2 separate regions of the Homo sapiens genome follow, and region 1 is linked to region 2. Evidence: chromatin loops called from intact Hi-C (ENCODE). Cell type or tissue: IMR-90. All regions are shown on one strand.

The links. A loop is a pair of places that touch in the nucleus more often than their neighbours do. Peaks named below come from ENCODE experiments on the same cell type or tissue, not always from the same donor. Only the 100,000 strongest peaks of a DNase experiment are listed, where the experiment ranks them.
Region 1: it touches region 2 in a loop (2.7-fold over the local background); 1 of 110 quality-filtered maps calls a loop at or near these places.

The regions. Positions count from the first base shown.
Region 1 is chr4:67,761,399-67,763,898 of GRCh38, reverse strand. No RefSeq gene overlaps it. Among named protein-coding and RNA genes, the nearest start is that of GNRHR, 8.3 kb to the right of the region's middle. In IMR-90, no CTCF peak of the experiment used is centred here; a DNase peak (open chromatin) is centred at 1,538.
Region 2 is chr4:67,909,321-67,911,820 of GRCh38, reverse strand. TMPRSS11A (transmembrane serine protease 11A) reads left to right here. Exons shown (of 10, transcript NM_001114387.2): 10 at 318-2,426. The coding sequence ends at 479. Among named protein-coding and RNA genes, the nearest start is that of TMPRSS11D, 27 kb to the right of the region's middle. In IMR-90, a CTCF peak has its summit at 1,309 (motif pointing right); no DNase peak of the experiment used is centred here.

The DNA of each region.
Region 1 (2,500 bases), 150 kb after region 2:
GTCATATGCAAAAACTAACTTAAAATGGATTAAAGACTTAAACGTAAAATCTGAAACTGCAAAACTCTTAGAAGAAAATGTAGGGGGAAAAGCTCCTTGATATTGGTTTTGGAGATGATTTTTTGGATATGACACCAAAAGAATAGGCAACAAAAGCAAAAACAAACAAACAAACAAAAACAAGTGGTACCGCATCAAACTGAAAAACTTCTGCACAGCAAAAGAAACAATGAACAAATGAAAAGACAACCTATGAAATGGGAGAAAATATTGCCAAACCATATACCTGCTAAGGGTATTATAATCATATGTCCAAAATATATATGGAACTCACACAATTTAATACCAAAAAAACCCAATAACCCAATTTAACAATGGGCAAATGACCTAAATAGATATTTTTCCAAAGAAGACATGGAAATAGCCAACAAGTACACGTACACGAAAAGATGCTCAACATCACTAATCACCAGAGAGTGCAAATTAAAACCACAATTAAATAACACCTCAATGAGCTAATGCCTCACACCTGTTAGGATGGCTTTTATAAAAAAGACAAGTATTGGTGAGTGTGTGGAGAAAAGGGAACCCTTGTACACTGTTGGTAGGAGGGTAAATTGGTACAGTCATTATGGAAAACAGTATGGAGATTCCTCAAAAAATTAAAAACAGATCTACTATAAGATCTAGCAATCCTACTTCTGGGTATATATCCAAGGGAGTGAAATCAGTATCTCAATGAGATATCTCCATCCCAGTGTTGATTACAGCATTTATTCACAATAATTAAAACATGGAAACAACCTGAGTGTCCGTTAATGGATGAATGAATTTTTTTAAATGTGATACACACACACACACACACACACACACACACAGACGAAGCATTATTCAGCCATAGAAAAGAAGTAAATCCCACCATTTGTGTCAACATAGATAAACCTGGAGGGCATTATGCTAAGTAAAATAACCTAGACACAGAATGACAAATATTTCATGATTGAAAAAAAGTCAACCTCATTCAAAAAATATAACAAGCGGTGCCAGGGGCTGGGGTTTGGGGGAAATAGGGAGATGTTAATCAAAGAGTACAGTTATAAGATGACTAGTTCTGGGGATCTAATGTACAGCTCGAGTTCTGATGAATGTGTTAATTAATTAGATTGTAATCGTTACACAATGTATAGGTATATCAAATCATCATGTTGTAAACAGAATACATAAAATCCTTATTTGTCAATTAAATATTTTAAAATTTAAAAACCTTGAAATAATAGTGAAAACTGAATATGCTGAATATAAATTAATTATTACCAAGTTTATTAAATAGGTCCGTTAAATAGAATACAAATATCACTACACGTGCTGCATGTTGAAACAAAATAGACAATATACTTTCTCTATCAATACATCCTGACAATATGCTAGTAAAATTTTAATAAACTTAAGTTTCACTTCTCAGCTGGTTTCTTTTCGCCTTTTAAACTACATGCATTTGTGACTACTAACATGAACTATCTGGCATCTCTTTTGGCATCTTTGTGATTGCACTCAGCTGTGGCTTATAGACTCCCTCACCGGGTAATTCAATATCTAGTAAGAGATTTGCTACTTTCACTAACACTTTCACTTTGACCTCTGAGTTCTCTCCCTTTTACTTAGACTGCTGCTTTGGCTGCTTTTCAGGGTTCTTTTGCTGAGCAGACTGCCTTTGTTCATGCTGCTAGAAAACGCACTTAAGATTGCTCAGAGTCTTTTTGGCATATTTGTTTACATCCTCTCAGAAGATCTCACAGTTTAAGTGGAAGAGGCTGGCTTCTTTAATAATTTTAACCAAAAAGAATTTTCAACAAGTAAACAATGCAAGACCAAAAAAACCTTTCTAAAGAGTTTATTCTTTCTTTATTTTCAAGAATCCTCTTACTTAAAAAAAATCCACTCTACATACATTTTCAAATGTCAGAAAAACGATATCCTTATTATATTCCTTTTAACTCTTTGCTGTGTAGAGATTTTAATATAAACTCAAATTAATTATTTTTCTAAGATGAAAACTTCTTGCCTTCCCATATATTTTAAACAACATTTCTTAAAATTTGCTTATTAAAAAAACATAAACTTCATGAGATTATGAGCTCTGTCTTATTCTATTTCTCATTGCCCAAAACTCGAATAAATATTTGTTAAATAAATGAGTGAAATTTGGAAATGATAGTTCTTATGACTCTTTTAAATAAGATATATCCAACAAATGAAAATAGATCATGTTAATGAGCAGAAAACTGTGTATAATAAAAGAGAATAATAGAAAATGACTTTTAAGCTAAAGAGAACTTAAAGATTATGTTACAAATTTTACAGATAATAGCTGTGAGAGCTAGGAGATGAGGATTACACAAGAGAACTGGGAACTCCTAATTCCCGATAAAGTGTTCTTTCTTCTATACTATATTCATTATGAAAATATAGTTTAAATTCCATTATAAGAAAAGCTGTTTCC
Region 2 (2,500 bases):
GCTACCTCTTGGAGAACAGCTTGCGTGAGGTAACATGGGACATAACTGCTTTTCAAGCCTCTTCATGTTTTTTCGTTTTTGCCTTTTTTAACTAAGTGCTGTTTACTCTAACAAAATAAATTTTATTTTTTAAATGTGAAAGTTGAACCTTAAGGCTCTTTGTAATATTAAAATCCATGTCTCAATTAATTATTCTGTGTTGATAGTCTATACATGTACTGTCTAGTAACAAAATATGTGATTCATCAAAATATCTTAAATAATGAGCTTTATGTTTAGCTAATTTTCTTTCTTTTTTCTTATGTTTTTATTTTTAGGGTGATTCTGGGGGACCTTTAGTCACAAGGGATCTGAAAGATACGTGGTATCTCATTGGAATTGTAAGCTGGGGAGATAACTGTGGTCAAAAGGACAAGCCTGGAGTCTACACACAAGTGACTTATTACCGAAACTGGATTGCTTCAAAAACAGGCATCTAATTCACGATAAAAGTTAAACAAAGAAAGCTGTATGCAGGTCATATATGCATGAGAATTCAACTATTTAGTGGGTGTAGTACAACAAAGTGATATTAAATTACTGGATCTAGTAACATGAAACACACAACGTAAGTTATTTAGAATCACTTTAATCAACCAATAATCCTTAGCCAATTTATAAGGGACTTTTATTTGTAAAGTAATGGATCTGGCTTGAAAAATACGGTAGAGATACTTAGCTCTTTAAATCACGAATGTTGAAGTACCAGTGAGACTCAATACATATTTTTGAAGATAGTCCATGGGATTTTTAGAATGTCGTTGTCAAGGGTCTCCTTTTAACTGAGAAACTTTTTGAACTCACAAAGTGTTCAAGAAACCCTTGTATAATTCCCTACATTTCTCTCGAGCTCACAAATACTTTTTTTTCTTTTTCCTTATTCAATCAGATTTTCCAAAGTACCTTTCCACCATAAGAAATGAATTTTCTACTTCTACACCCATTTGAGAGACACCAATAAAAGAAAGTCATATGTAGGAAACAAAGTCTGATAGTAAAACAAGCCAGAGATCTTCTAACTTTTTTTAGTTATAAAACCTCTAATTTTTGGTGACTTTTCTACACACACACACACATACAGTCACATAGATATTCTTATCCTACAGATATAATCAGAAAAATCCCGATTAATGAATTATATATAGATAGATAGAGTGATTAGTTAATCAAAACTATATATTTGTTAAAAATTTGGGAGAAGGTGATGGTAATTTCATTAGTCCCAAAACACCGGCATAAGAAATTTGACATTTCACAGATGCACTTACATATTTTGACCACAAGGGGGAAATTTTGTGCATTATTATTGTAGGGTTAAATGCCTGAAAAAAATAAGCATTTACTAATACCTTGAAAAATCAAAGAACATTATGTTCCTCCGTAGCAAGAAAAATTTTATGCCCTCGCATTGCTACAGCCAAATAGCTTATAAGGCTTATGGCAATGTCCCAACTATTGCAATCATAAAACCCTAGTTTTAGAAAAATTTGAAAATAAATATAAAATTTGAGCACCTACTGCATATAACACATGGGGCTATAACATATAACATATAGTATGTTTTCTCTTTTGGACCACTTTGTTATATGTGGTCCACAAGAGAAAACATACTCCATCAGCAACGTGTCTCCTGAAGTCATTAGGAGAGTAAGGCTCATGTATTTCGTAATACAATTAAATTAAGGCTTTATGGAAGCAATTATTCTGCTTGGCAATGCCTGTGAAATATTATGGTCTGCAGGCTGGGGAGTCATTTACTCATTTAGCCCAAATATAAGACAAATCATTGGAACGATGAACTTGCTTTATAATAATTTCCCTCACATGCTATTGAGAAGGCATGAAAATAATCCTAAAATATCTAAAAGAGATATGCAGTTCACTCATAAAACACTTGATTCATAATTTAGACTCATAGAATTTTAAAGCTGAGAAGAGATTGCATGTCACATAGGCCAATATACTTATGTTATGTTTAAGAATATGAGTATATTCTTAACTATTTTTATTGAATTCTTAACTATTTTTATTGAATCATCAGATCTGTAAAATTTTAAGTGAGAGCTATTGAACCTGTATTAAGATAGAAAACTCTTAAGATAAGAATTTTAAATGACGAGATTCATTTAGGCAGCTGGCTGCCAATTCTCTGAATTCACTTCAAGACAAAGTTTCTTCTTCATATATAAATATACATAGGCATATAAATTATTCTATATTATGGTGGTAAAACTTAATGCTGACTTTGGATGTTCAGATTCAGGAAATGATCTTAGAATTATGAACTTTGTATTTTTAAACTATTTGGTGCAGCATTTCATTTTGGGTCACATGTAAGCAGATATTGATATGTCATTTTTAATCTAATAAAGTTGGTGATCAGAGCATTCTACAAACAATATCACTGAGTTTGTTTTAGGCCAGTATCATGAATCTTTCAACTGTCATTAAAATCACATTT